3 separate regions of the Mus musculus genome follow, and regions 2 and 3 are each linked to region 1. A link is a loop called in an ENCODE intact Hi-C map of the cell type or tissue named here. Cell type or tissue: left cerebral cortex. All regions are shown on one strand. Each heading gives the region's core, and the rest is flanking DNA. Links, peaks and the distances in the headings are about the cores only. Region 1 overlaps Gm34687 (a long non-coding RNA gene). Region 2 has its middle 63 kb from the start of Gm34628. Region 3 has its middle 45 kb from the start of Gm34628.

The links. Peaks named below come from ENCODE experiments on the same cell type or tissue, not always from the same donor. Only the 100,000 strongest peaks of a DNase experiment are listed, where the experiment ranks them.
Region 2: a loop joins it to region 1, with 2.0 times the contacts of the local background. A loop is called at or near these places in 3 of 42 quality-filtered maps.
Region 3: a loop joins it to region 1, with 2.0 times the contacts of the local background. A loop is called at or near these places in 2 of 42 quality-filtered maps.

The regions. Positions count from the first base shown.
Region 1 is chr4:56,669,796-56,680,654 of GRCm38, reverse strand. The region is part of intron 5 of Gm34687 (a long non-coding RNA gene); the gene reads left to right. It overlaps Gm26144 (a small nucleolar RNA gene), which reads left to right and starts at 1,620; the gene lies at 1,620-1,751. In left cerebral cortex, for the core only: no CTCF peak of the experiment used is centred there; DNase peaks (open chromatin) are centred at 6,332 and 6,516.
Region 2 is chr4:56,535,658-56,546,516 of GRCm38, reverse strand. No RefSeq gene overlaps it. Among named protein-coding and RNA genes, the nearest start is that of Gm34628, 63 kb to the right of the region's middle. In left cerebral cortex, for the core only: no CTCF peak of the experiment used is centred there; a DNase peak (open chromatin) is centred at 6,989.
Region 3 is chr4:56,518,219-56,529,077 of GRCm38, reverse strand. No RefSeq gene overlaps it. Among named protein-coding and RNA genes, the nearest start is that of Gm34628, 45 kb to the right of the region's middle. In left cerebral cortex, for the core only: a CTCF peak has its summit at 4,450; a DNase peak (open chromatin) is centred at 4,439.

The DNA of each region.
Region 1 (10,859 bases), core at 5,470-7,969:
TGTGAGTCCCCATGAGTTCCAGTCATCTGACTCTGCGGGCTGTGCTCTTATAGTGTCCCTCCCCCTCTTGTTCCTCTGATCTGTCCTCCTCCTCCTCTTCCTCCTCCTCCTCTTTCTCCACCACCTCCTCCTCTTCCTCCTTCCCCTCTCCCTCCTCCTCTCCCTCCTTCTCATTCTCCTATCCCTCCTCCTCCTCCTGTTTCTCCCCGCCTCCTCTTCCTCCTTCTCCTCTCCCTCCTCCTCTACCACCATCACAGGATTCCCCGAGCTTTGCCTAATGTTTGGCTGTGGGCCTCTGCATCTACTCCCATCAGTTGCTGGATGAAGTCTCTTTGGTCTCTCTGATGACGATTCTGTCAGGCTCTGGTCTCAGAACTCTCTCTAATGAGGTCAAACTGTAGGTGAAAGGTTTTGTGGCTGGGTTGGTGAACCAATCCCAATACTTGAGGCCTTGTCTGGTTAGAGAAGATGGCCTGTTCAGGCTCTCTGTCCCCCATTCCCAGGAGTCTTTGCTAAGGTCACTCTTGTAGATTCCATGGACTTTCCATTGCGCTGTTTCCACCTTACACCCGGAATTTTCTCCAACATTTTCTACCTCTCCCAGCCTGATCTCCCCCCGTTCCTAATCACACACACCTCCAGTCCACCCACAAAATCTATTCTCTTCCTTTCCCAGGGAAGCTGTTTCATCCTCCCTTAAGCCCTCCTTGTTACTTAGCCTCTCTGGGTTTGTGGACGGTAGCATGATTGTCTTGTACTTTACAGCTAATAACCACTTTTTATACGTGAGTACTCACCATGGTTGTCTTTCTGTGTCTGGGTTACCTCACTTTGGATGTTGTTGTTGTTGTTTTTCTAATTCCATATATTTGCCTGCAAATTTCATGATGTCATTTTTTTTTAAACAGCCGAGCAATACCCTATCGTCTACATACACCATATTTTCTATATCCAACTTTGGTTGAGGGATATCTAGGTCATCTCCAGTTCCTGGATACTATGAATAAAGCTGCTATAAACATAGTTGAGCAAAGGCAGACATTCAGTTTTACCAGCATCACTTGTTAAAGAGACTGTCTTTTTACCAATGCATATTTTGGCATCTTTACAAAAAACAAAACAAAACAAAACAAAACAAAACAAAACAAAACACCATTCAGGTGGCTCTGTCTCTGTAGGCTCAGAATGTGTCCTCTGTTCTACCCATTGATCAGTGTGCCACCTTTTGTGCCTATTCCATGCTGTTTTGATTGTTCTGCAATATAACCTGGGATCTGGCATACATGTCCCAGCATCTGTCTGTGCGCTCAGTGTCGCTCTGGCTGTCTGGGCTCCTCTGTGCTTCCTTATTATCTTTTGAAACATTTTATTTTATGTGTGATTTGCCTATATGTATCTAAGAATACCACAGGCATGAAATGTCGGCGGAGACCAGAAGAGGATCAGATTCCTGGAGATGGAGTTACAGGTGATTGTGAACCAACATGTGGGTGCTGGCAACCAAACCAGAGTCCTCGGGAAGAGCGTCAAGGGCTCTTTTTTTAACTGCTGGAGTCATCTCTCCAGCTCCTCAATATTAATTTTAAGTCATTTTCCTGTGCCTGAAAAGAATAACATTGAGTGTCCCTAGAGGTGTTGCAGGTGTGGCTGCTGTGTCACATGTGTGTCCGGAGGTGGCAGAGAGGAGAGAGGCTATGCCTATGTTCACTGTTCTAACCTGTGAACTTCTGAATGGTTAGTAGCTTAACACTCCCTCAGGAAAGGGAGCCTGAGATGACACCAGTCTGGAGTCAAGCAAGTCCAGGCAGGCTCCCAGGGTGGGAAGCAAGCTGGAGACTAGAAGAACCCTGCCTGGGACCGTGGACCCTGGGCGTGAGTGAGCCCGAGACAGATGTTCCTTGCAAGGTGCGACTTCTGTGGGTTGAGCCAGTTCAAGAGCCAACCCAAGATGATCCCCATGGGTCCCAGACAGGGAGTTAGCCTGAGATGCCCACTAATCCTGTGCCATGCAGACCTGGTAGAGGGTCGTGGGTAGACCATGTTTGAGATGACCCCTACCTGACACACAAACAGGGCATAACACTCCAGAGACCACTTCTGAGATGACCCTTGACACCAACGATTCCAGATGCCGCTAAGAGGAGCACGTAAGTGGTGGGAAAATGGAAGAGAAAGAGAAGCAGAAGGATACGTGTACAATGAAGAGAGGCAGAACTGGAGACTTGAGGGTAGTGAGGAACGGCCCAATGTGAGTAGCCTGTGATGACCTGTGCTACCAGTGGGGGCCACATCTGGGTCCATGACCCTGCAGTGCAGGGTCTGTTACCATCAAAGGTCAGGCAGAAGTCCCTGGTCTGGGTTGTAGGGCAGGGACATTTTATGCCTGAGGGCCATGCAGAACTGGCTCCACCCTTCTCCTGGGCATTGTGGGAAAGCTGGCCTGGGGTCATGAGAGCAGGAGGGCTGACCCTACCCCTCACTAGCTGCATCACTTGGAAGAGCAGGCCCTGCACCTCGCCTGGGCAACATAGTAGAGCTAGCCTGATGTTGGGGTTGCAAGTGAGCCATCTGTGAGGGTGTGAGTGCAGGAGAGGTGTTCCTACCTTTTTTTTTTTTTTTCTGGGCGGTGGCATGGATGAGGGAGAGAAGCTCTCCTCCCCTCCCTCATCCTTCAAGATCTATGGCAGGTGGAAGAGCTGGCCTTAGTATCACGAGAGTGGGAGAACTAGCCATGTTCCTCACCAGCTGCAACACTTTGGAGAGAGAGCCCTGCACTTTACCTGAGCTGGCTCTAGTTGCAGGGTTTGCTGATGAGCAGGCCCCAAGGGTGTGAGAATGGGGGAGCCAGCAGGCTGACCAGCTCAGATACCTCTCAGGCCCAGATCCTTTGAATTGGCCCACCCCAACATCTACCCCATCGATGAACTGCTGGAGTGGATGAAGGGGCTGGTCCTACAGATCCATAACTACAGGATCTCCATGACATAGGGCAACTACAGGGTAACGCAGAGAAGTCCCAGTGAGGTTCTAGTATTGAGAGTAGCAGAAGTTGGCTCGAACCAGACCAACGAGTCACTGCAATGAACATTTGCAAGCAAAGATGTGTGGACAAAAGGGTGACATCCTGTGACATATAACAGCTTCCACAATGAGATTCCCCCCCCCCCCGTTGCAGTGGAGTTTATAAGGGTAGAGAATGGGTACAAGGAGAGATGAGTGGGATTGGGGTACATGGTATAAAGTTCACAAAGAACCAATAAAAAAAGTTAAAAAAATAACATTGGAATTTCGACGAGGATTGGATGAAGTTTGTAGATTACTTTTGGCATTATGGCGGTCTCCACAACATTATATTTTCCAATCTGTGAACATGGCAGTTCTTTTGATATTTCAGCGTCTTCTTAAGATTCTTACTTAAGTGTTTAAAAGTTTTCTTTGTAAAGATCTGCTATTTTCTTGGCTCGGTTTATTCCAAGGTATGAGTGGGATTGCTTTTCTGATTTATTTATCAACAGGTTTGTTATTGGTCCATAGCAAGAGCACTGATTTTTGTATGTTTGCTTTATGTGTTCTTCCACTTTGCCAAAAGTATTAATCAGGGTCTTTTATACATAAGATCATATCATTTTGAAATAAGAACACTTTGATTTCTTTTTTTTTAATCCATTTTGTTTTCTTCTCCTGTCTTATTGCTCTAGCTGTAGCTTTAAGCACTATTTTTAATAAAAGTAGACACCTTTGTCTTGGTCATGATTTTAGCTTTGGCCAATTTCATATATGATGGGTATAGGTTCATTGCATATAGCTGTAATTATGTTGAGATGTGTGCCTTCTACTGGTCTTTCTAGAAGACATTCCTCAGTATTTCTATCTCCTTAGTGAATTTCTCTGTTTTATCTTGTGTTGACTTATTTTATTCAGATATTTCTGTTCCTTTCCATCTGTTTAAGAGTTTATCTGTACACTCTTTGATTCCTTTGAACATATTTATAATCATACTTTTGTTTTTCTTCTGGCTTGGGATTTCATTTAATTCTTTCTCATTGCTGGATATTACTGTGGGGATAGTAATTTTTTGGGAGAGTCATGTTTCTTTGACTTTTCATATTTCTTATGTTTTTGCATTGAGATTTATGTATTTGGGATCAAGTAATTGAATGACTTATTCTTTTAGTGGAACTACTTCCAATATTCAAGAAATACTAGTTTGAAGTAGAGCTAAGTTGTCGCTTCTATCCATTGGACTGGGGAGTCTAGCTAGGTAGTTAGACTCATAACCTAGCACTTTGGGCCTTAGGCACAGTTCCTTAGTGTTACCCTAGAAATAGGGATTGTTCATGGAAACAATCACTGTTAGCATGATGTTAATGAACATGATAACCACTATGATAATACAGTAAAAATCAGTTAAATAGCTACCATCTGATTTGACTCCAATGATTTTAAGAAGTGAATCGGTTTGGAATGATGGCTTGGTGGGTAAATACATTTGCTGCCAAGCCTGCTGCCGGCTTAAGTCCTTAGTGGTGGAAAGATCTGAATCTTATAAGCTATCCCATCATTTCCAGATCTGTGCCCTGGCACAGATATTAGTTATCGAGGGTATGAGTGGGATAAAAAAAAAAAAAACAGAGTAAGGATAGTGATTAGTTTTGTGGTTAAATAAAAAAAAAAAAGAAAAGAAAAGTGGAGGAGAGGAAAATAAATAGAAATGGAACAATTGGGGAGAGTGTGGGCAGCTCTGGCCGATGGCAAACAGAAACCAGAAAGGGGAAAATGTCATCCAATGGTCTAAGACAATCCCACTAGATAGTCTTGAAGGAAGTAGGTAGATAGAAGTAGGATTAGAAATGGAAAAAGGAAAAATCTCATGAAAGTCATTAGTTTATAACTTCCTTATTGGTCAAATTTTTTTGTGCTGTGGGAGGAAATAACTTTCTGTTCTGGCCTGTCGATAATTAAATGTCAGGTTTCCAAGTAGCCCTATATTACCCCAAGTGCTTTCTTTCTTTATGATGGAAAAGAAGCAGCCTGAAATTTTGAACTCTGTCATCTCCCATTCGTGTGACTTCTAAGTTAGCTAATTCAGCTCTCTGAGCCTTAGAATCCCTGTTTGCAGAGTAAGGGGAGTGATGCAAGAGACACAGAAAGGGAGGGGCTTGACTTATTTGACACAGTGGGAGCAGCTGATAGACACTGTGATGTATATACATTGAGATATGTGGACGGACATCCGATTGATGGATGGAAACAGCCATGGACAGACAGATACTAGTGAGCAGACTCTAATGAATGGATAGAGAATGATGGATGGAGAAAGAGTGTGAAGGATAGGAAGGGGATGTGATGGGGATTAGGACCATGGTGAATAAGCAGAACCTGCGATGTGTAGATGGAGACTGTGATAGGCTTGTGATGGATAGAACAATAGACACATGCAGACTGTGGTGGATCGTGATTGTGATGGGAACTGTGATTGTGGGACCTGGAAGGAGGCTGTGATGGGGGAGTGGAGACCGTGATGGACAGATAGTGACTGTGATGGATGGATTCACGATGGAGCCTGTGAGGGATGGATGGATCCTTATAAACAGACTGATGTAGGTTGGTCTGGACGGAGACTGTGAAGGACAGAGGCTGTGATGGATGAAGATTTTGATGGGGTGAGGACTGTGATGGACAATCGGTGACTGTGATAGATGGAGGCTCTAATGTAATGGATGTGTGAGGGATGAAGGAAGACTGATGAAGATGGAGACTGTGGTAAATGGAAGTAGTAGTGGGTAAGACTTTGATGGGAGATTGAAGCCATCCTAGGTAGATGGGGTTATATATAGTAGATGTGAGGCTGTTATGACCTTTCTGGGATATGAAGCTAGACAAATGTCAAATTTATTTGAACAGAACTGTGGTTCTTCTGTGGCAGACATTGTAGGGGTCTCTCAGTTCTTGTATTTTTGTAGGAATGACTTCAATCAAGGGACACAAACGGTTAGCACACACACACACACACACACACACACACACACACACACACACACACACACACTTATTTAGCAAAGCAGCAGTTAAGTTAGTGAAACTGAGCAGAACACTTCAAAGAGGCTCTGGAGTAGGCTGCCCTGAGTGGAGCAGAGTAGCACCCTAGTAGAACCTAGTGGGTTCTGTGTGGTGAATTTCTGTTTGTTTTGTTGAGACAGGGTTTCTCCATGTAGCCTTTCTCACTATGTAGATCATGCTGGCTTGTAACTCACAGAAATACACATGCCTCTGTCTCCCAGGTGCTAGGAATAAAGTTATGCAATGCCATGACCAGCTGTCTTGTAGATTTTTAGTCACTTTTTATGACTATTTAAGAAGTGAGTGGCATATTCATGGGATAAGACTCTTTTTCCCAAATCATAGTGGATTTTCCTTTTAGGGCATTTCTTCCCATGATCTCTACAAAAGTGGAGGAGTGTCAAAACAGCAATGCAGGTGATCTTTGGATGACATCATCTCTTTTGAGACCAAGGATCTTTTGTTAGCGTACGTGTGTGGGCAAATGCCCAGGTGGCCTAGTTTCTGGTGTAGCGGAAACAGCTCGACTGCAGCTTCAAGGATATCTAACCACAAAGGGGCACCTGACCTTCAGGCAACAGAGCTACATGATGCAACTGCAGTTTTCCTCAGTGACATCACAGCTAACTCCCTGTCTGGAATAGAGATAAGAATGTAGAGGACACTTTAATATTATATCCATTCAACAACAACAACAGCAGCAGCAGCAGCAACAATAACAACAATAACAACAACAACAACAACAACAACAACAAGAAGCAGTAAGTTTACTCTTGGGGTGCGGTCTATGAGCTTTCTAACTATAGCTGCTTAGCCAGATTTACAGTATCAGGTATGAGTCTTCTCCTGTGGAGTAGGCTTTAAATACAATTAGAAAGAAGTTTGGGGCCCCCATGACATTCGTGATTGCACTGATGGGCATATTTGCCATGCTAGTTGTTAATAAAGCTTGCAGGATTCACCCTGGGTAAGACTTTTCTCCCTGAGCAGCCTGTATAGAACCTTCTGGTACTCTGAAAGCTTGTTAGCAGATAGAAATCTTCTAGGTCATTGGTTTCTCCTTGTCCTATGATGAAAGTATGTAGTGTCTTTAGCAACAGGGTCTTACATCAAGTTCTGGTGGGCAACCAAGAGCAGTGGTGATCGTCCAATTCAGGCCCATGTATTTACCTTCCTTAGTGTTTCTTACTTCATGATTTTAATCCTAACATTCCTCTTTTGGTTGTTGTTGTTATTGTTTGTGTTTTTAATTGGATTATTTTCTTTATTTATATTTCAAATGTTATCCCCTTTCCTGGTTTTCCCTCTGAAAAATACCCTCCCCCTATCCTCTCCCCTCTTCCCCTGCTCACCAACCCACCCACTCCTGTTTCTTGGCCCTGGCATTCCCCCACACTGGGACATAAGAGACTTCATAGGACAAAGGGTATCTCCCACCCCCCAATTGATGTCTGAGTAGGCCACCCTTTGCTGCATATACAGCTGGAGCCATGAGTCCTACCACGTGTTTTCTTTGGTTGGTGGTTTAGTCCCTGGGAGCTCTGGGGGTACTGATTAGTTCATATTGTTGTTTCTCCTATTGGGCTGGGAACCCCTTCAGCTCCTTGGGTCCTTTCTCTAGCTCCTTCATTGGGGACCCTATGCCCAGTCCAATGGATGACTGTGAGCACCCACTTCTGTATTTGTCAGTCACTGGCAGAGCCTCCCAGAGGACAGCTATATCAGGCTCCTGACAGCAAGCTCTTGTTGGCATCCACAACAGTGTCTGGGTTTGGTGATTGTATATGGGATGGATACCCAGGTGGGGCAGTCTCTGGATGGTCATTTCTTCAGTCTCTACTCCACACTTTGTCTCTGTAACTCCTTCCATGGATGTTTTGCTCCCTGTTTCTAAGATGGATCAAAGTATTCACACTATGGTCTTCCTTCTTCTTGAGTTTCATATGGTTTGTGAATTGTATTTTAGGTATTCTGAGCTACTGGGCTAATATCCACTTATCAGTGAGTACATATCATGTGCATTCTTTTGTGATTGGGTTACCTCACTCAGGATGATATACTTCAGATCCATCCATTTGCCTATGAATTTCATAAACTTGTTATTTTTAATACTGAGTAGTACTCCATTGTGTAAATGTACTCCATTTTAAAATAAGATAATTTGTTTCTCTGGAGTCTAACTTCTTGAGTTCTTTGTATGTATTAGATATTAGCCTTCTATTGTATGTAGAAGATCTTTTCCCAATCTGTTGGTGACTTTTTTTGTCTTATCGACAGTGTCCTTTGCCTTACAGAAGCTTTGTGATTTTATGAGGTCCCATTTGTTGATTCTTGATCTTATATCACAAGCCATTGATGTTCTGTTCAGGAAATTTTCCCCTGTGCTCATATGTTCAAGGCTCTTCCCCACTTTCTCACTGTAAGTTTCAGTGTATCTGGTTTTACCTAATATTCCTCTTGATAATAACATTTGTTTTTACTGTAACACATATACAGGGATCTTGACTCTTGAGGGAGGAGTTGTGGGTTGCAAGACCTTCTCTATTGAGTAGAACTGGGCATCTGATATTTCTTTGGAATGATAGGCAAATTATGGTGCATATAATCACTCCAGACCTCCTTGTCAAGTAGGACTTCCAGGACAGTGAAATCACTCTATATTGAATAGATATCAAATACAGTTTGAAGAAATGGTCCCTTACTACCTGTTACCCATTGTAATCCTCACAGTCTACATTTATCTAGCATTTCCTGGGAAGCAGGACCTGCATCTACTGCTTTAAGAGACAATCATGTTAAGCCTCTGAGCCCTTCCTACAAGGTGGGTGCCAATATAATCACCCTGAAAGTGTTAGGCTGATATGAGTGGAGAGACCTGGCTTCCCACAGTCTAGCTGCCTCCCCAGACATTGGCATTTCCTTCTGCTGGTGATGGCCCAGAGCTCACAGTCACCAGCTCTTTGATGCCCAACTCCAGGCTCCGTATTTTTATTTCTTTGAGTCCTTTATGCTTCTCTCTTTGCTTTGCTCCTTCTCATCCCTCTAGGCTCAACCCTGTACCCCCGTTTTAGAAGTTCTTCTTGGACTTTATTCTCCTGAAGGTCCCCCATGCACCTGCTGTCTCACGTTTGCCAGGCTTATTTTCTCCCCAGTGCCTATTAAGATCCATCCCGATATCCTTATTTATTTTTCTGTTTGTCTCTCACCCTGCACCACTACTGGGCCATAAGATCTATGCAGTCAGGGGAAAGAGGGCTAATTTTAACTTCCTGTCTGCAGGTCCTCTGTCAATTGCCTAGTGAGTGTTTGCTGAGATGAGTGAAAAGACAGAAGAATGAATGAATTGTAACTGTAGATGCTGTTGGAATCAAGTTCCTGGAGTCACTCAAAGACTCCATCAACACCAGTTCCATGGCTGGTGTTTTAGGGTTTTACTGCTGTGAAGAGATACCATGACCAAGGCAACTCTTTTTTTTTTGTTTTGTTTTGTTTTGTTTTTGTTTTTGCTTTTGTTTTTCTTTTTTTAAATTGGGTATTTATTTCATTTACATTTCCAATGCTATCCCAAAAGTCCCCCACACGCTCCCCCACCCTCTTCCCTCCCCACCCACTCCCACTTCTTGGCCCTGGCGTTCCCCTGTACTGAGGCATATAAAGTTTGCACGACCAATGGGCCTCTCTTTCCACTGATGGCTGACTAGGCCATCTTCTGATTCATATGCAGCTAGAGACATTAGCTCCAGGGGTGGGGAGGTTATTAGTTAGTTCATATTGTTGTTCCACCTATAGGATTGCAGATCCCTTCAGCTCCTTGGGTACTTTCTCTAGCTCCTCCATTGGGGGCCCTGTGTTTCATCCAATAGCTGACTGTGAGCATCCACTTATGTGTTTGCTAGGCCGCAGCATAGTCTCACAAGAGACAGCTATATCTGGGTCCTTTCAGCAAAATCTTGCTAGTGTATGCAACGGTGTCAGCGTTTGGAAGCTGATTATGGGATAGATCCCAGGGTATGGCAGTCCCTAGATGGTCCATCCTTTCGTCTCAGCTCCAAACTTTGTCTCTGTAACTCCTTCCATGGATGTTTTGTTCCCAATTCTAAGAAGGGGCAAAGTGTCCACACTTTGGTCTTCGTATTTCTTGAGTTTCATGCGTTTAGCAAATTGTATCTTATATCTTGGGTATTCTAAATTTCTGGGCTAATATCCACTTATCAGTGAGTACATATTGTGCGAGTTCTTTTGTGATTGGGTTACCTCACTCAGGATGATGCCCTCCAGGTCCATCCATTTGCCTAGGAATTTCATAAATTCATTCTTTTTAATAGCTGAGTAGTACTCCATTGTGTAAATGTACCACATTTTCTGTATCCATTCCTCTGTTGAGGGGCATCTGGGTTCTTTCCAGCTTCTGGCTATTATAAATAAAGCTGCTATGAACATAGTGGAGCATGTGTCCTTCTTACTGGTTGGAACATCTTCTGGATATATGCCAGAAGGATCCTCCAGTAGTACTATTTCCAATTTTCTGAGGAACCCCCAGGCCAGACTGATTTCCAGAGTGGTTGTACAAGCTTGCAATCTCACCAACAATGGAGGAGTGTTTCTCTTTCTCCACATCCTCACCAGCATCTGCTGTCACCTGAATTTTTGGTCTTAGCCATTCTGACTGGTGTGAGGTGGAATCTCAGGGTTGTTTTGATTTGCATTTCTCTGATGATTAAGGATGTTGAACATTTTTTTTAGGTGATTCTCAGCCATTCGGTATTCCTCAGGTGAGAATTCTTTGTTTAGCTCTGAGC
Region 2 (10,859 bases), core at 5,465-7,964, 130 kb after region 1:
AGAGCTTAAATTAACCTTGAATGCAATTTATAAAGCAGCAAAGAATGCAAGAGACCTAGGGGACCTGCTTGGAATTAACATTTGATGTTGCTGACTTCAAAGACACTCAGGATATAGACCCTCAATAAGAAAAGTCTTCCCACAGTGCAACAGAAGGCACATTTCATGGCCAAGGACCCAGCAAAAGAGTTCATGCCATAGACTCTATGAAAACATTGAGAGAGTTCTCTACGTTAGAGAAGACTATTTTCCACTTTTGCTAGGGTCCTGGCTTAATCAAGCAGAATATTTACACTGGTGTGCTGGACCTGGGTCAGAGGTCACAGATTAAAGATGATGTCATTAGTGAAAGGCATTGTCTACATTGCCTGAATTTTTATTGTCTTTTCTCATAGCTAGTAAATCTCGGGGCTTAACCATTTATTGCACAATTGGTTATAAGACATAATGGAATCTCAGCGGGAGGAAGATCAAGGCTAAGTTGATCCCTGGTTGGAAGCACCAGACTGTACGTAGCTCTGGTCCAAACATGAGTACCTAAAATGTTTTCAGCTCACAGCTGGCTAGACTTGACAGCCAAGAACATTTGACCTCATTGCTTAGCACAGCTATAGTCACAGGTGATCCGTTGACTTGAAGACAGGATGTTGAAAGAAGAAGGGACTGAAAAGTTAATGTTGGTTCAAATGAGGCAATCTCTATGCTTCAGATCACTAGCTAATATTGACTGGAGGGCTCTGTTGTGTGACACCATTCCTTAGGGAACATGAACAAATGTCTACTCATACCAGATGGGGAGCCAACAACACACCAAAGTATGGATAACACCAAAGTCCAACTTTATGGAACAGTTTTATCAGAGTTCTTGCAGGAAACAATGAATAGGAGTAGAAATGATCAAATACCACTCCAGCATGGGTAACAATTTGCCAAAGATGGAAACCTGGACACACACTGTAGGTGGGTCAACAGATTGGAGAGTGTTCTCTCTGTGTGTTTCAGGGGGCCTGAGTCCCTTCCAGGCAGTTTGGCTGGTCTCTGATTCTTCCAGGCTGCTTGATCTGAGACTCTTCAGATTGACTGAGAGTGGTTTCCATAGCCTTTACTGCTTATATACTCTCAGGGAAGGGTCTAGTGAATTTAGTCATTTTCAAGAACTTCCTGAAAATATTTTGAGTGATTACATGCCATCATTTTTAAAAGATTTATTTATTGTTATATGTAAGTACACTGAAGCTGTCTTCAGACACACCGGAAGAGGGCATCAGATCTCACTACAGATGATTGTGAGCTTTCATGTGGTTGCTGGGAATTGAACTCAGGACCTCTGGAAGAGCAGCTAGTGCTCTTAACTGCTGAGCCATCTCTCCAACCTGATTATATGCTCTCTTAACCAGCACCCGGGCAGGGTAAAATGTTTCACCTCCCCTGACAACATGTTGTTTCACCTCCTTGGAAAGATCCTGTACCTTAAGGAGCTTCCCTCCAATATGGAAGGTTTTATTCTTGGAGGAGACTGCTACACAACAGACTACCCATGAAGGAAATAAAGTCAAAATGGGGAACTAGAAAAGAAGCTAACTCACCCAGGCTTAATGGATATGTAACAGTGTGACAGGGATCATCATGGAGATATATTGCTTAACTTTTCTAGACAGCAACCCAAACTCTAGAACCCCCGTGAGTGTGCTCATAGACTGACTGCCCTGGTTGGCATTGGCCCAGTGGTCAAGCACAGGGAACTCTTCAGAGGCTGCAGCAGCAGAAGGCTGTGAAGAGACCTAGACCTGGCATAGGTTTAGACACTTAGACTATTCCATACACATCTGGAACTCAGATTATGAAATGGCGAAGTGTTCATATGTCTAACTTAGGGTGTACTAGCTAGTTTTGTGTCAACTTGACACAGCCCGGAGTTATCACAGAGGAAGGAGCTTCAGTTGGGGAAATGCCTCCATGAGATCCAACTGTAAGGCATTTTCTCAATTAGTGATCAAGGGGAAAGGCCCCTTGTGGGTGGTGCCATCTCTGGGCTGGTAGTCTTGGGTTCTATAAGAGAGCAGGCTGAGCAAGCCAGGGGAAGCAAGCCAGTAAAGAACATCCCTCTATGGCCTCTGCATCAGCTCCTGCTTCCTGCCCTGCTTGAGTTCCAGTCCTGATTCCTTCAGTGATGAATAGCAATGTGGAAATGTAAGTTGAATAAACCCTTTTCTCCCAAACTTGTTTCTTGGTCATGATGTTTGTGCAGGAATAGAAACCCTGAGTAAGACACAGGGAGAAACAAAGACACCAAGCTAGATATTCTCTAGTCATCTCTTGATATGCCAGAGACTCTCACCAGTATGAATTCAATGGACTACATCACCCTGGCCATTTTGACCCTTTTCTGCTGGCAGAGTCCTGCTCATGGGAAGCTATGATGCTTAGAAAGCAGTGGAAAGAGAGCTTAGTGAATTTCTTCTGGAGATCTTCCTTTGATAGGCCATAGTCTTGGAGCAGCTGCTTTCCTCACAGAAGAGCACATGTTTGTAAGCGACCTCTTCTGCACCAGTGTTTATGGTTTGTGGTAGCTGCCACCTCGTTCATGCCCGAGTATTGGTGGCATGATTGATTCCTTTCTCTTTCTAGTCCCGCCCTCTTCTGTCTTATGATTCTTATTGATTTCCCTTAGAGCCTTTTTCCTTGTAACTTCTTCTAGCTGAACCATCCTGCCTAGATCTGACCAGCATGGACAGACAATCAGATTTAAATAAATAAATGTTATTTATACTGAAATAAAACTGGAGGCAAACCAAACAAGTGTCCACTGATGACTACTGGTGAACTTATGACTTATGCATATGGTGAGTCATGATTAGCCAATAAAAATGACATTATTAAAATATTTAACACCAGGGCATAATGTTCAGTATGCAGTGTGAAGGGAGAGATAGTATAAAACGGTATGTATACAACACACAATGGCGACAAAGAACCTAAAATATGTAACCAGGTGTCTCTCTAACCACCCATACATGCATCCTTCTACCTGTCTATCTGAGTAGAAAAAAAAAAAAAAACAGAGGCAATTATTAAAAGTGCTCGTTTCTTTTCAGATACAAGCCCTTGCATTTATAGTCACCTGATACATGACAAAGATGACAAGACAAATTCAATGTGAGGTACATGTTTATCTCTGGTATTTTTTAAATGTAATTTTGTTTTTTATTAACTCTATTTGTATTCTCCAAGTTTATTATAATAAAAGACACATAAGCAGTATAAACGGCAGTCAGGTGAGCTACCTGTGATCGGAAGAACACGTGTCACTGAGGTGACACTACCATTTTAAGGATTTTTATGGTGTACTCAGTATGGAGGGTACTACAGTTGATCAGGGTCACCACTCCTATACTGAAAGAGATTATGTGGATATCCATTCTCCCATCACTTCCCATCCCATAGGGACATGGAGGTGCGTATTTTTCAGCCCCTTGAGGATGAACTGGGGACAAAGCTTATTCAGGACATGTCACATGCCTAAACTCTTGCAGAGAGAATGCTTGCCCACCCCTACTCCCCACAAACTGTGAGTTCGATCACAGAGGGGTGTGCTTATTACATCTGGTGACAAATAGCATTAATAGTGACAGGGAGGCAAGAGCCAGGTAAGATTTTTTTCACACAAACGAAAGCCAATAAAGCAGCAAATATGTCTAATTTTTGAGCAGCTCTTTCTTTACTCCCATTCTTTGAAAGGCTGGATATTCTGTACTTGAAAACACTCCACAGAGGCCACAAGTTCAGGATGTTTTCTGTAAGAATCATTATTTTTCTTTCTCTTTATGCTCCTTTTCCTCCCGAATCCCCATCTTGATGCATGTTACTACTAGCAACCAAACCAGAACACTCTCCAAATCCTACAGAGAGTTCAAACACCGACCTAGTGGTGCTACATCTCAAGATCAGCGCTCACACAATCAACTGACTAGTTCCTTTAAGTCTTCTAATTCATACCTGTGCTCTTCTGGGTGCCCCAGAGCTATGGGGCAAGGATGTTGGTATGGCTCCTGTCACATCATTAAATCTTACACAAATCACATCTTTATTAAGTTGTTAGCATCAATCCCATGATTCTTTCTTTTCAACAGGTACTGATTTTCATCCGAGCAGAAAAAATTCCACATAATAAGGTTAAGAAATGGATTCTCCCCATTCTGTAAGTAACTCTAAGCATCTAGGGCATTCATGATGGTTCTGTGAATATTGGGTGTTGTATTCCTTTCTTTGTGTCATTCTTCCCACAATGGCTGTTATTTACCTGCCATAAGACCGTTGTGCTTTCTTGTAGCTCTCCACTGGGACTTCTGGGGGCCCCTAAAGCCCCCTCAGGGTCTTGTATTGGGATCTACACATTTCTGCTTTCCAAGTGAGGATCAACTATAACATTTTAATGAGTGGGGCAATTACTCATGTGCATGAGAAAATCTCTTATAATGCTCACTTGAGTCCTGTCCAAGTTTGAGGTAAGAGATAATTGTGCCTCTGGTTGGGAACTCCATACTCTGTTTATGATATTGGGGCTTTGTTTGTCTTTCAGTAACTTCACATTTTCTCTCCCTCCCTGCCGACTTTTATGGAAATGATCTTCTTGCTGCCTGAAGTGTGTCATTTTGCTTCTTGCCAAGAAGAAAACCTCTCTATAGGGAAAATGACCCATCTCTTCCCCTCTTTAGCCATCTGATTTAATTATGCACTGCTCTTGGCCCCTGGAGAGCCCAGAGAGGAATATGAGGAAGTCCTGGCTTGATCACCAAGCCCTAGGGTCTTTGTCAATTATCCTCTGGCACCCATGAGTCTGGCCAAATTTATAGGCATGTCTGTCTCTTAAAACATGTCAGGCCTGAAGAGTGAATCACTTTTTTTGTAGCTGCTATAAGTAGAACAATCTTTTCCATTAAAACTCATTTTGCTTTCTGCCCAACACCCTAAAGACTCCTGAACACACCTTCTCCTTTCTATCTGTAGCCTGGGAGACTGCAGTTGGATATTGTTACTTATTTCCCAGGACTTGTGGCACGCCCGGAGGCAGTGGCTTCTAGATGGAAGGACACATATCTGCAGGTAGACAGAGAAGAGCCTGAGAGAACTGTACTTTCTGCTCTGAGCTCATGAGAGAACCTTGTGCATCTCTGAGCTTCCATTTTCTCACGAGAGACATGGAGTGACTACCTCTGAGGATGGCTGGAAAGTAATATCAGCCAATGCACACAAAAATATTGGAAAAAGATAAAACAGTCGTGCCTGTGTTTATTCATAGGTGAATAAGAAAGGCAACACTTATAGAAGATCAGAGCATCATTGTTCAGAGATGCTGCTTCTTGCAGTAGATGAGAATTAACAAAGACCCACACCTGGACAGTGTACAGAATGGGAGAAGCAGCTGATCACTTAGTCTTAAATGGGATGTCTATATCATACCTCTTTCATCCAGGCTCAGGGGCCTACACTGAAGAGGAGGCAGAAAGATGTTAAGAGCCGGAGGTGGTTGGTGACTCGAAGTAAACAGCATGATCCAGACACAACAGGACTGATGCACATCTGAGCTCACAGAGACTGTTGGCAGCACAGTTCCAACCAGACAAAATCCCAACAGAGAGAAGAGTATGGGGACACCAGCTTCTGCCCCTAATCAAGAAGCTGTTCTCAATTGTTTCCTTCTGGGGAAAAAAAAAGAAAATTCACTTTCTACAATGGAATGTCACTGGGTATATCAGCCACATCCCAAATGCTCAAGGGCAGTTGGACAACAGTTTTTGGTATTATTGTACACTCTTTGTTTTGTTATTTTTTTTAGTTTGTTTTTTACATTTTTTCTTGTTTCTTTTTGAGAGAGAGCAATAATGTGAAGGTGCATGGGTAGGAAGGAGGAGAATATCTGGGAGGAGTTGAGGGAGACAAAATAATATTATTAAAATATATAAAAATTTAAAAGTAAAGTAATAATTAAAAAGAAAAGCAACATTTACTAATTATGAATGAATGGCTTCTCCACAGTACTTTGAATGTTTCCACTGTATGTGTGTTTGTGTGTGTGTGTGTATAGGCTGGAATACATGTATGTGCAGGCATGTGTTTATAAGTGTGTGTGTACACTAATGCATGTTTGTATGCAAGTGCATGTGTATGCAGGTATGTGTATATGTAGGCAGGTGTGTGTGTGTATATGTGTGCATGTATTACAGGGATGTGTGTCTATGTATGAATGTGTGCAGTTGTATATATGTAAGTGTGTGTGTGTGTGTGCAGCCAGGAGGTCTTCTCCATCACTTGCCACCTTACATTTTTTGTTTGTTTGTTTGTTTTAAGACAGGGTTTCTCTGTATAGCCCTGGCTGTTCTGGAACTCACTCTGTAGACCAGGCTGGCCTCGAACTCAGAAATTCACCTGCCTCTGCCTCCCAAGAGCTGGGATTAAAACTGAGTGTTGCCACTGACCGGCTCCCCACCTTACATTTTGAAAAGAGTCTCTCACTGACTTGGAGCTCACTGGGTTAATTATGCTGGACGCCCAGTGAGGTCTGTGTATCCACTTAGCCCCGCCTCTCCAGTCCTGGCATTGCAGACGTATGTCCGTGTTTGTGTAGGTACATGGATACAAGGCTGCGTGGCTGTGTGGATGTCTGGATGTTGGGAATTCGAACTCAGATCCTCACGCCTGCAGCTCTTTACTGATCTTCCCAGACTCTGTGCTAGTTTTTGGAGAACTACATATAACAATTCTATTTCAGTGCTTGTCCTACCCCCTTGGGATGATTTATATTTGACAGTGCTCCCCACCGGATTAAAGACAGGGCAGGTCCCAGTCCCACTCATCTCTGTTCCTCAGATTCCGACACAGGGTCTGGTGCAGAGGAGGAGGCTGGATGTGATTGTTGGAGGAGGAAAGAAGGAAGGAAGTGAAGCATGACAGGAGAAGAAGGCAAGGGAGGAAGGAAACCAGACTTGGTATTCTTAGAAGCGCAATCAGGGGACAGTTGGAGCTCTCTATGAAAGCAGCCGCGGCAGTAGAACCTGTTATTACACCCTGGCTCCAAGCGTTGTTTTCATATTGGGGAGGAAATGCGCTGTTTGTGTTTTGGACCGGCCCCATCGATCTGTTCTCTCTAGCCTGTCCTAGACTTCCCCTGGAGTAGTGTGGGCAAAATGAGGAGGCCCTTGGGTCGATTCGATAACGAGGCTAATGATGTTTTCCAGCTCTGAGCCAGTCACTCACAGGGAGCAGAGCCCTCCAAGGAGAATTCTTGGGTTTCTGCCTTACCCTCAAGCCTGCATGTAGCTGCCTGTATCATGGAAGGCTCTAGAAGTTTGAGGATGGTAGCCAAATACTGCTCCAAATAGGTTGGCATATTTTGAAAAACACATTCAGCCAGAGCTGTGTTGTCAGATTTCCACTTCCAGGCAGTTTTTCACTGGAATTAAAAAAAAAAACAAAAAACAAAACAAAAAACAAAAAAAACTTCCCCAGAGTTTTAAACATGTAATAGAAGCCACTTTTTCCTGTCTTGAATAACCTCAAAGTTTGTAACTGAGCCAGACAAGGACAGGACAAGAGCCGTGGCTGTAAGTGTTAGTGAATGAGGTTCTAATTCCAGCTTTATCAATGACTGGCGATGTGATTCTTAGCAGCTTTCAAACCTCTGTGATGATGCCTTCTTGTTTAGTTCACTATAATGTTTGCTGTGTGGGAAGTACCATGCCTGTCTGATGGTAGATTCTGAGAACATAGGAGTGGTTGAAAGGGAAGTAATGACAAAAGGCCACCTTAATAAAAGGATCATGATATCATCTATCTATCTATCTATCTATCTATCTATCTATCTATCTATCTATCTATCATCTATCTATCATCTATCTATCTATCTATCTATCTATCTATCTATCTATCTATCTATCTATCTAATCTCCTGTCTATTACTTATTTGTATTTAGAATTATTTATATTTATAGTTGTAATCTATGTGTACGTGTGTGTCTGTGTATGTGTTGGGGAGTGTGTCCATGTGAGGAAGTTGTATGTGTACGTGTGTGTCTGTGTATGTGTTGGGGAGTGTGTCTATGTGAGGGAAGTTGCCTGCTAAGGTCAGAAGGGAGCATCAGATTCCCTAATGCTGGTGGTTAGATGCTGCCCTGGCGTTCCCCTGTATTGGGGCATATAAAGTTTGTGTGTCTAATGGGCCTCTCTTTCCAGTGATGGCCGACTAGGCCATCTTCTGCTACATATGCAGCTAGAGACAAGAGCTCTGGGGGGTACTGGTTAGTTCATATTGTTGTTCCACCTATAGTGTTGCAGACCCCTTTAGCTCCTTGGGTACTTTCTCTAGCTCCTCCATTGGGGGCCCTGTGATCCATCCAATAGCTGACTGTGAGCATCCACTTCTGTGTTTGCTAGGCCCCGGCATAGTCTCACAAGAGACAGCTATATCAGGGTCCTTTCAGCAAAATCTTGCTAGTGTATGCAATGGTGTCAGCGTTTGGAAGCTGACTATGGGATGGATCCCCGGATATGGCAGTTTCTAGATGGTCCATCCTTTTGTCTCAGCTCCAAACTTTGTCTCTGTAACTCCTGAGAGCTAAATTTGGGCCTTCTAGAAGAGCAGCGCATGCTCTTAACTGCTGAGCCATCTCTAGCCCCTATTTATTTATTTATAATCATCATTTAAGGACCACAGTTGGCCTTATGAGTTGCCATAGCTGTAGATTCTTCATCCTTAGGGGACAATGACAATTCCAACTAACCTGAGGACATCCTGTGCTCCTCTCAAGGTTACTGATCACAGAAGTCTTCCAGTGGTCTCTAGCTTGTCTGGTGGGTAGAACAGCATGCTGTTTAACACATGCAAACATCCCTCTAGTGATGATAATTCTCCTTCCAAGTGGCAAAAACAAGGCCCAGAATCCCTGTGCTCTGATCACTCACCTCAGTGTGTGACATCCAGTTCCCCCACAACCAAGATGCATACGCACATACTCATTTTGTACTATGGAAAAGCAGAATGCAGAACTTGAGGCATCTTTCCTTTGGAAGCTAAGCTATTTTCTGAGCTGAGGATCCACAGTCTGGGCTGGGCAGGGGCAGCCTCTCTGGCCAGACCTTGCACCCTCTGCTCACTGAATTTGAGTGGATATGACTACCTCTCTAGAGCTCCTAACAGTATGTGTAAACATTATGTACCAATTTGTTGGAGTGGAGCCTAAAACTCTCAGAGATTCATAGAGGCAATGGTCAGTGAGGTGCATGAAAAAACTGAATCAGAGAGACTATATCCCAACCAGAAAACAGCCATGGAGGCCTTCCTGCCAGGTCTGTGTTTATGGTGGAGACCAGCCCTTGATCCAAAGTGGGATGCTGTCAAACCTTCAAATCTCCACGAAAGTGCCTGACTATGCTGCAAAGCATGGTTTGTAGTTCTTTCTTTATTCTAGAATGATCTAGTGTGTAACTGTAAATTCATTACCTTCCATTCCTCAAGTGTGCAGAGGCTATGCACTATTTCAGTGTGTTAACATAGTTTAGAAGTAGCTGTCAGGGAATAAATATTTAATAATTATGTGCTGTAGCAATTGAATGGATTAACACATTCATGCCACTTCATGCCATAGGAATATCATGTTTATTTATTATCATTGCATTTAAAATTTTAGTTAAATCTTTAGTTCTTACTAGATTTTTATTAATTGCTGTATTGGCTTTCAGGCTTATGCTTCAAGATTTTGTAATTTTATTGCCCTTGTCCTCCCAATGTCTGACTGCCTTTGGGACAATGGTGAGCTTTGGAATAGTCAGTGTTCACACATGTATGTATCTGTGTCATGGATGCTGCACATCAATGAGGAAATGCTGTTCTCTGCAGCACCTTGGTAGGTGGAGATTGTCTGGCTGCCTGCTCCTATAACTCTGTGCCCTTGTCCTCAGACTTCACACTGCGTCTAGAGGAGGCCCAATAAGGTTGAAGTGACAGCCCTTGGCTTTTCTTTTGCTTTTGTGTTTGCTTCTGGCCCTTCCTTGCTCTTCTCCATGTCACAGCAAGATTGATCTTGTAGGGATATCTTCTCTGTGTATTCAGAGAACCTGCTATGGGAACTTGAGGGGGTCTTAAGGTGTTAGTATATGCTCTCCATGGGGGATAAGAGTTAGCATCTGGGCTCTGCCAGAGATGACAAGGAGAGCTTGCAATATAGTGTGTTACATCTTCACATCTCAGAAAGCAGAGAAAGGGCTTAAGTGGAAGTAGGTGGAAATTGTAACCACTGAACGCTTTTACCTCGTAGCCTATTTCTTCCCGTGAGGTCTCGCTCCCTAAAGGTTTCACTGACTCTCCAAACAGTGCCACCAGCTGGGGACCAAGTATTTGAACACATGAGCCTGTGGGGGACATCTTACATGGAAATCATAGCAGTCAGCTTCTCTCACCAGCTGGCTTCTGTTTAGCTTTAGGTTAGGGATATACCAGGAGGAAACTAGACGGCGGACAGAAAGGAAAAGCCAGGGCATCTCTCCTCACTTCTGGCCTTGGACAAGATTCCTGATGGTGACATATTTCTTTCACATTTCTTGGTAGGTCCGGATTATGTGAGGCCTGAAGCTCATATTTTTTCAGAGCTTGGTTTAACATGAGAAAAAAGATAAGGTGATAAACATACAATTAACAACAGGATCTGAGAAGGAAACTATGAGGCTGGGCAGCCCTGAATCTTAAACTCTATGATAAACCAATCACTGCTAGGCTTCTAGCTGCCCCATGGTGACCCAGCCTTGCTTCTCCTCTTTCCTCCCTGCTGAGAAGTGTCATTAGCTCCGTGTCTTCTTGCTACCATCTG
Region 3 (10,859 bases), core at 3,460-5,959, 150 kb after region 1:
ATATTGTTACCATTTCTTAAAAAGGTCTCCTAATATCTTTTAATGGGAAAATAGGGAGATAGAAGCTAATGGAGTTGTCTACGAACAACTCCATGAGAGAAGTCACACAAGGGGATCCCACCAACCTCCCCTCTCACAAAGTATAGTTCCCAAGTATAAATACAGCCGCATTGTCTTGCTTGCATTCCTCATTGTCTCGCCACTGTCCTCAGCATAAAGTCTGTATTAGTTACTTCCTGCAATTATGATAAAACACCATGGCCAAAAGTAATTTGAGCACAAAGACTTTATTAATCTGGCTTCTACTTCTGGGTCACAGTCTGTTAAGGGAAACTAGGGCAGGAACTCTTGAGGGACTGCTTGCTGGCTCATATTCTGGCTTGATTAACTAGCTTTCTTATCAGGACCATCTTCCCAAGAATTGATGCCACATACTCTGCTGGGCTCTCCTACATAATTAGTAACCAAGACAGCCCTTCACAGACATGTCCACAGAGCAGCCTGATCTAGGCAATTCCTCGGCTGAGACACCCCTCTCAGGTGACTGGAGGCTGCACATCAAATTGACAATTAATGTTAACCAGGGAAAATTCAAGCTTCCCAATACCTCTTCTGAAGATGGAATGGTGGAAAAAGACACATTTTTATACCTTCCACACGAGTGACCACGCAGCATGGTGTCACTTGCCAGAAGGGAGCCATTGCTACTTGAATCATGTCAATTGCAGACTAACTCTATGCTATCTTGTCATTGATGCATAGGGCATTCTTGCCCTATTCTTTTCAGTTCTTGGTTCTTTTACATGTTTGCTTCTTTATCTACTGCTTCTTTGTCATGCATCCACACACCCCTCCAGCCACTTAATGAATGTGCTCCTGCCTTCCTCACACAGACATTTAGCTAGTGTCTCACTGTTTTCTTCCCTTTTTGAGTTCCTACAGTCTGCTTCCTTACTTTTTATTACTGCTTCAGATTTTCTCCTAAGTGGCTCATTGGTGTCACTCTGGGCTGAGTAGTCACGGAATGGTCACTATTGGCCCAGAGTGACACCAATGAGCCATGGATAAGAGATGGTGCTGTCTTTCTCGAAACTTGAAAGCATGGACCAGAACATCTTCTAGTAAATGGTCTTTCTGCTGCATGTTCTCTGAGATTTCTGGACATGCATCGCAGAAGGAGTTTTGGGCAAAAGAATCCAGGAAACCTTGTTAACTAAGAAGAAACACTCAACTTATGAGAAGATGTTTTTAGTACAGACCATGTCAGGGCTCCCAATTTGGTCGTAATCGCCATGCTATTTCTCACTGAGAGGTAAACAGAGTATAGAGCTCTGATGTCTTAATAATGAGTAAGTAGTAATTCTAAATGTTGTTGTGTTTCCATTTCTATAGTCCTATATTCAAGACTTGGTCATCATATATCTATAAATAATGAACATAATAAAAGTGCAGTATAGACAATACATGATGTTACTAAATTGTTTAATGTCTCCTTTGTTGTCATGCTGCAGGCCAAATCCAGGGCCTTGTTTGTGTACGCTATGTAATTACATTTCTTTAGTATACAACTCAGCACACTGAATCTGGTGATGGCAATGGGAGGGGAGATACTTGGTGACAGAATGGAAGGGCTCATTAAGTTTCTGGCTTTCTGCTTTCTACCATCCACTTCTCAGAAATTACAAAAAAGTTCATGGGTCGGGCGTGGTGGCGCAAGCCTTTAATCCTAGCACTCGGGAGGCAGAGGCAGGCGGATTTCTGAGTTCAAGGCCAGCCTGGTCTACAAAGTGAGTTCCAGGACAGCCAGAGCTATACAGAGAAATCCTGTCTCGAAAAAACATTAAAAAAAAGTTCACGGTATAGAGTCATCTTTTTATACAAGACAGGCCACTTGACTACTCAAGCTCCCCATCTGCAGAGTGTCTAAGAGGTACCAAGAATGGTTTTCTAGCTTGAGAGATTAGTGACTTGCAATGCATTCTGGTTTCTTATCAAGAACAGGTCCAACCTTGAATGCTTATGGGAATTAATCATGCCAAGGGAAGGGGGAGGGGGGAAGGTAACTGAATCAGTATTGGCTTTGATTTGATCACTGTTAATTAGGTAAAGTTCTCCCTGACCCTGACTGAATGGTGCAGGCAGGGGCTTGTAGTGTGAGAATGACTCCAGATGGAAATTCATGGTTCAACCTGAGAGGAGGAAGCGCTTGACTTCAGACACTTAAAGCCAGAGATATGACAGTTTCCGATAGGCTGTTACACCTTATCATACTCTTACCTCCAACAACATCTCCACCATCTGTTTTTATTAATACAGTGCAAATATATAATAAGAATGAGGCTAACGAGTAGTTTACACTTAGGGTGCTTGCTTAGCATGCACAAGACCTTGGTTTCAGCCTCTACCACCACTAAATGATATTAAAAGAATCCATTTTAGTACCCAATAAGCATCATAATTTCACCTAAAATACTAATTTATGCAACAACCAACTACAGATTAATTATCTCTGTCATAGGCATGAGGGAAAATGAAGCCTAGAAACTCAAGTAACTTGCATGTGGATTCAGACTCTGGTTGTCTGTCTGATTTCAACCTAGTATTCAAGAGGTAAATGTTTAACTACCATTTCTGTGGGGGATAGAGCTTTGATTTGTAATGTCTGCTGATTCTTGCAGTGGAAGCATTCCTGCTGTGATTATTTTTAGCTATTCATGTAATGATATTTGGTTTTTATTTTATGTGCATGAGTGTTTGTCTGCACGTGTGTATATTCATGCCTGGTGTTCACAGAGGCCAGAAGAAGGGATTGATTACCCTGGAAATGGAATTATATACAGTTGTTGAAAACAGAGTTGGAGAGAGATGCAGACAGTCAGCTATGTGGAGCTAGTAGGAGCACACTCTAACATGCTATTGCAAGAATTATTTCTTTCCCCTCTCTTCTCCTCTATTTATAGTTAGTGGTGAGGATTTTTTTCTGTTTTTCTAACTGGGCAGGTGGATACAGGACTACTAGCTTCAGCCTTGTCATTCGCAAAACTTAGGAATTTTTTGATATTAATAAAATAGGGTTGAAGAAGAAAGCAAAATAGTACCCTAGATCCCTAAGAACCTGAGTCTAAACATGACGTCATGATGACAACAATGATGATGATGACAATTGATGATGTTATTGTTGTTGGTAATAAAGAGGAAGATAATAGATTTAATATCCACAGTGGTAATAAAAACCAATAGTAATTATTTTTGGGAATCTACTATATACCAGATATTGATTTGAGCATGCAGAGAGACACAGCGTACATAGCTTCGGCTCTGTAAGTATGGCACTAACAGCTTGGACTCCAGCCTGAGATTAAACACAATTTTGCTTGGACTTATTAGCTATGTGATTTTGTGAAAAGGAAGCAATAGCTCTCACCTAAGAGTTGGCGGGATCCTTTGCTTAGGATGAGGTAGTAGATGAGATCAGGGCTACAGATATGGTAACAACAGGCTCAGTAGATACATTCTGTTATGTAATATTGCAGATCCTGTGTTGTCCTTCACAAGCCTTTGAAAAGCTATTGCTCTCCTGATCTCCTTTGTGAGGAAGCTGAGTGATGAGAGGTTATAGAGGGGGCTCAAGCCCAAAATATTGAAGTGAGATGGCCAGGACTAGAACTCAAGTCATATGGCCATTACACAAACCCTGTAATTTTTGTAATTGTATGTCATATTGACTATATAAAAACAACAACTACAATGACAACAACAACAACAACAACAACAAAAAACCAAAAACTAAGGCAAGGATTTCACTTTGTGGTAAAATATTCATTGAGAGAAGAAGTCAGAACGCAGAAGTGATACTGTAATGAACGCGTCCTGCTTCTGCATGTCTTCATTGTGTGCAAATGTGTGTTAGCAAAGAGGCTTCTTCTTTCTATGCAGGGTGATGGGAGAGTCACTTGCTAGTCCAAGACGACCACTCTGTCCTGGCTCAGGGTGTACTATGCAATCAGGAGTTTGTAGGATAGCCCAAATACCTTCCCCAAATCTCCACTAGAGATGGTACTTTTTTTTTTTTTAACCAGCAAGGCATTTGCTAATCTCTCTGTTCCTTTTGCAAAATGATTGCTGGGTATTGTGGGCAAGATGCATAGGCTAACTAGCAGCCTCATATCTCAGCACTGGCTCCCCTGAATCCACTCTCTTCTCATTTATCAATATCTTCTACAAAGTGAATGAGTAAGCTAGTGAATGAGGTCTGTGGGCTCTTCTGACGGGTCCTCCTGGGAATAAAAACCCATGTGTCTAGCTAGCATGGTGGGTGTTCCTTTCCCTTAGCTCTGTACAACACATCCCTGAGTCATTTTAATATTGACAGGCTGTGGAGTGGTTGAGGGTTGCAGTGTTTCTCTTTGCATCAACAAGCAGAGCTTGAATTCTGCCTGCAGAGCAGATGGGGTGACATTCTTCCCTTAGTGAAGGTCCCCTGCCGGAACAGTCAAGCGCTGCAATGCAAGTCTGCTAATTTGCTAAGGATTCCTAAGTCAATGGGCACCATCTGCTCCTGCAGATGACTAGGTGACTACGAAAGCTCAGTGGCGGCGCCTGCCACTCTTCCAGAGATGAGGCTCCATCTTCAGTAGCCATGCAGTATACAACCTTTACCTTCCGGGTCTTGATGGATCAGGTGTCTCACCATCTTTCCATAGCATCTTGTCTGATGGAGCAAGGTGTTGCCATTGTTTTGTTTGGCTCTTACAGTCTAGTACAGGAGTCAGCAGAGAAATGAATGGACCAGTGGAGTTAAATCCATGTGTTGCTGGTGGCATTGATGAAATAGTAACTGGAGCTGAGCAACAGAGAGAGATTAGGTCACAGTATCCTTCTGTTTCTGCCCACTACTCACCTTCTACACCAGTGGTTACAACCTCTCTTGAGGGGGCATTGAATGACCCTTTCAAGGGGTCACCTAAGACCACTAGAAAACATAGATATTATGATTCATAATAAAGTAGCAAAACTGAAGTTATGAAGTAGTAACAAAAAATAATTTTATGGTTTGGGGTAGCCACAACATGAAGAGCTGTATTAAAGGGTTACGGCATTAGGAAGGTTGAAACCCATTGGTCTACACATCCAGATTGGAATAGATCTTTCAGCTGTAGAGTCACAAGTACTACTACAGTGCATTTAGTAGGTGTTTAATACATGAAAGCCATAAGACTTAAGAGGGGCTTAGAGGATTTGCCTAACACTTCCACCCACAGTTATAGAACATAACTGATCTACAATAAATGGAGCTTAGCAAAGAGTCAACATGCCATGGCCCGAGGACAAAGTTCACTTGTTTCTGTAAATAAAAAATTATCAGTACAGAGGCGCATCTCTTTGTTTATATACTGTTGATGCCTGTTTTTGTGTTACAATGGCAGAGTCAAATAGCTGTGACAGAGACCGCATGGCTCCTAAGACCTAAAATATTTCCTATTTGGACCTTTAAAAGATAGTCAGTTGACCTCTGCTGTAGCAAGTCCAATCAGCTTTGTCATCTGTGGGAAATCAGAGCCAGGAGTTTTTAATTCACTGAGTGCAGTTTTCTCACCTGTAAGTGTGGAGAAGCTAATGTCATGCTGTGGACCAAAGGACCTCTTATCCCTTACTCAGATGTGGCTTTTAGGCAACAAGTATCCCTAAAGCATTTGAAGTAAGGAAAGCTTAACGTTTCTCTCCTTTTTTTTATGGTTGCTAGATCTGCCTTCTCTGTTGTCAATTAAGTACTCATCGATGCGCAGTGAAATGAAATCATCTGCTTAGCATCTCCTTTGGCCTGCATCGTTACCATCCATTTAAAGGGCACAGAGCACCTACTGCTGATCTATCCTCACTGAGCTCATGGTAATACGGGATGGGGGAGGCCAACATGGTCTTCTTTAAAGTATGTGAACACAGGACCATAACATTTTGGTGTAAACTTGGCTTTTTCTGAAACCTTAATAGCTGGGAGATTTCTTCTACTTACCCATACAGCAGGGGGTGGGGGTGGGGGACTTAAAGACATAAGATTCTCTTCTTTTGTGAGAGAAATCTCATAAGGGGAACAACCCCACGGAAATAAACTTTGTCAGAGATGAGTAGTTTTGAACTGTAGTCCACGGAGTGTGGTTCATTGCAGAACTTTGTCTTTGAGAAGTGGAGAATTCTTCAGTATGATTTTCTCACTGTGCAGAAGGACCTACAGTTGCACACATATGGGCCACTCCTACCATGGGCCCCTTTCCGTAACTTTGAGCAGGCATTGCTAATCAATCCTTGTAGCTCTCTTGTAATATGAACCCAGCTGCGGCACTGCAACTCTTTCACAATGGTATTTCAAGGTCTTTTTCCTACCTACTAATGTAGAAACAGACAACTCATTTGTATTTTCTTCTCCAGGACACAGATCATTATAGGTCCATTATCGGCTGTCTGGCATAGAATGGAGACAGCCATATTGTTAATGTACACTTACATTAACCAATACTGATGATTGCCTGTGTTAATGACTTAATGAACAGGGGAGATAGCCTTTTTGGTTAAATGCTTGCCTTGTAATCATGACAACCTAAGTTTGAGTCACCAAACATGTTACAAAAAATAAGTAAATAAAAGGCTGGGTATGGTGGTGCATGCTTTTAATTTCAGTGCTGAGGAGGCAGAGATAGGCAGATCTCTGGGGATCTCTAGCTAGTCAGTGTAGCCTACTCAGCAAGTTCCGGGGAGAGGGAGGGAAGGAGGGAGGGGAGGAGGGAGGGAGGGAGGGAGGGAGAGAGAGAGAGAGAGAGAGAGAGAGAGAGAGAGAGAGAGAGAGAGAGAGAGAGAGATTCCTAAGAAGAACATCCATGGTTGACTTCTGGCCTCCATGCCTATGTGCATCCATGTACACACATACACAATTATTAGTGAATATAGGGTCGTGTCAAATGAAGACTGAAGAACATTTTGTTAGGTAATTGTTTCAAAAAATATATCTTCTATTGCATAAAACGTCATAATTGGACAATGGTGTTTTGTCACTTGTAAGCCAGTGTCTTCTGAACTGGAAATCACAGTATGCATATCCGTCACCATGGATCTAGTAAAGTAGGGTTCTGACTCCTGAGGAGTGTATGACCGATGAGTCTGAGTTTCTAGTAATCACCCAGATGATGCTTATATTGTTGCACTGACACTTGTCAGCCTGGAAAGAGCCTGCACCAGACTGGGAATCTAAATCGAAATGAAAGCATTGTTTTGGGAAGACAAATCCAAGCCTATGAAGAGGCCTTTACCTATATAATAATCAGCAAAAATAACAAACCAAATGTATCTCAAGAAGCCTATATCTGAAGATCATTTTTATATCGACCCGCACAGCAACATACTTAGCCCAATGCACACCATGTTGGTAAGGGCTGACCTATAGCCAGATCCAAGGGGTGTGCAGCCTTCTCTTGATGCCGTTTTACACAGCATGGCAGCTCTGTCACAATAACCTCTGATGACTGGCTGTGTCACATAGCGATCCTTCAAATTATTCACATGGTAGTATATAGTACTCAGTGTGCTGTGCTCTTTAGAGATAGTTCCTCTTCCTTCTGGGGCTGTGACCAGCTTGTTCTCCATAAATATTCCAGACCTCAGAGAACAAAGAGTGCCCAGGAAGCCACTCCATTTGGCAGTCACACTGGTACAGCCTGGTACTGGTTGGAAGGTGTGAATGGAGGTGTTATTTACAGCAAAGGCTCTCCATCTTGTTATGGTCTTTTCTAATGCTAAACCATGACCCTATGTGCATGTCTCATGCCCCACTGTTGCCATATCTATTTATGGGAGATATGATTACAGCAGTGAATCCTGTCATCTCAATGGCAAAATCTGTGTCTCGTTTTATTAAGTCAAAGATACTCTTAACATAGTTTCTTGTGGAAAATGGTCCATCTAAAGAGCCAATATTTATCCAGATGACTCTAGCAGTCATTGGAGCAGGGACATTTGAGACAGAATCTCAATGTTTTCTCAATGCCTGTCTGTTCTTTTAAATTGCTGCCTTCTGTTTCACAGGTTCGATGTAGTTTCACCTTTTTATTCTTTGTTATATAAGGACTTACATAACCAAAGGATAAGATGAATTGTAGTAATGACTGAAGCAACTTCATAAGTAAAACACATTTTTAGGGAAATTTGCAGCTAAATAATCTACTTTCCTAACTTCTTTACTTTTCTTGATTTCCTATAACCCTCTATGCTAACAGTCCATATTTATCTCTATGAAGATGTGATAAACATGCATTTGAATGTGACTGGTTCTGTGCAGATGGTAGCTCACATTTTTCAAAATTAGGTATTTTCCTCATTTACATTTCCAATGCTATCCCAAAAGCCCCCCATACCCTCCCCCACACTACCCTACCCACCCACTCCCCCTTTTTGGCCCTGGCATTCCCCTGTACTGGGGCATATAAAGTTTGCATGTCCAATGGGCCTCTCTTTCCAGTGATGGCCGACTAGGCCATCTTTTGATACATATGCAGCTAGAGTCAAGAGCTCCGGGGTACTGGTTAGTTCATAATGTTGTTCCACCTATAGGGTTGCAAGGTAGCTCACATTTTTTACAAAATGGCATTTCATCTTAGATCAACTGAGGTATACATTTATAGAGGCCGAATAGTAAAGACCCCAGACAACAGCATCTTCACAGAAGAAATAGCCTTCTCTTGAGTGATCTTGTCTTCGTTTTTCCTTCCCCTATGCCTACCTTCTATTCCTTTTGGGGATTCTTCCCCACACTAGTGTACTGCAGGAGGTGGTAGACCTCAGTCATTCACTAAACTGTGTATTGAATCTGACACATGAGACACTGTTCCAGGCAGTACAGAAAGCTGCGAAGAAATGTTGGCCATATCACTGTTTTCTTTAACCACATTTTTATTTTGCTGATAGGATGTAGGTAACACACAAGTCTCAAAGATGAGGTGGTAATGAATGCTTAGCAGGAAAAGAAAACCTTGCAAATTCTTAGTGATAAATGGATTCACAGGGGAAGCTCTCTCTGATGCTGTGGTATCAAGAAAAGAAGCCCAAAGAGCTGCATGTGGCAGTGTGTCTGGTAGAGATACAGTTCATTGTCATCTATGGATCACAAGGCCTGACTTTATCCCTCCATTCACTTAGTACTCAGAGCATGAATGTGTGAATTCCCAAGCCAGATGTCTCTATGTGACTCCTCATCTCCCACTCATGAGGCTTTTCATGATGTCACCTGGATTCTGTATGGTGTCATTCTGGTTAGTCCTTTCTTATTTGCTATTCTCCTTGCATTGAGGAAGGTGCTACTAAGTGGACTGTGGACTTGAATGTAAGAGCAACAACATTCATCCAGCTTCTCTCTGCTGGGACTGTGATGTCCATTGTACCAGTTTCCATGGCTTTTCCTAGCCACTGATGCTTGTAGGTCTAACTCATTGACCAATCTCTTCCTACATTGTAGCTCAAGAGAAACACAGCAAAACAAAGTAATTTCTTTTACTCTCCAAAACTTGGCAGAGAGAGAGAGAGAGAGAGAGAGAGAGAGAGAGAGAGAGAGAGAGAGAGAGAGAGAGAGATTGAGGTTCATGAATAGCATGATTTCCAAACGATGCACATTTTCCAGTGGCTTTTCCCTACCTAGCTCTTTATCTTAGCTCCTTGCTCTGGAAACTAGGGCTTCCTAATTAGTTTACAGATTCAGGCCAACTCAGTAAAGTCTCAGATGGCCACTGGCCTGGTCTCTTACCCTATAGTGTCTCCTTCAAAGAGTTATACCACATTTTCACAATGGGGCATTTGAGGATGGTTTTCAAAGCAAGACCAAGTATTCGGTAAAAATAGATTTGTATTTCTCTTTCCACCGTCCCAGGCATAGCTATAAATACTCTCAAGATTTTGGTAAAAACAAAACAAAACAAAACAAAACAAAACAAAAAGTGAGTGAAAAATTTGAAGATTTGAAGCAAAATTGTCCTAGTTAGTGTTGAGGGTCTCATAGAGTTCTGAGAAGGCATTCCACACTAGGAAAGAAGATCCTGTCTGTATGTTCACAGACACCTATAATTAGACATCTCCAAACAAATTAAAAAGAAACAGAAACCTTAAAATCAGAAAGGAAGGAAAGGCAATAGCCAGTGTGTGGAGTCGTGGTAGCAAGAGGTTGGGAAAGTATGGTGGTTTAACTGGGAATGTCCCTATAGGCTCATAGATCTGGATGCTTAGTCACCAGGGGGTGGCACTATTTGAAAGGATTAAGAAGTGTGGCCTTTATACCAGTACCATGCAGTTTTTATCACAATTGCTCTGTAGTAAAGCTTTAGGTCTGACATGGTGATTCCGCCAGAAGTTCTTTTATCCTTGAGAAGACTTTTTGCTATCCTAGGTTTTTTGTTATTCCAGACAAATTTGCAAATTGCTCCTTCCAATTCGTTGAAGAATTGAGTTGGAATTTTGATGGGGATTGCATTGAATCTGTAGATTGCTTTTGGCAAGATAGCCATTTTTACAATGTTGATCCTGCCAATCCATGAGCATGGGAGATCTTTCCATCTTCTGAGATCTTCCTTAATTTCTTTCTTCAGAGATTTGAAGTTTTTATCATACAGATCTTTCACTTCCTTAGTTAGAGTCACGCCAAGATATTTTATATTATTTGTGACTATTGAGAAGGGTGTTGTTTCCCTAATTTCTTTCTCAGCCTGTTTATTCTTTGTATAGAGAAAGGCCATTGACTTGTTTGAGTTTATTTTATATCCAGCTACTTCACCGAAGCTGTTTATCAGGTTTAGGAGTTCTCTGGTAGAATTTTTAGGGTCACTTAT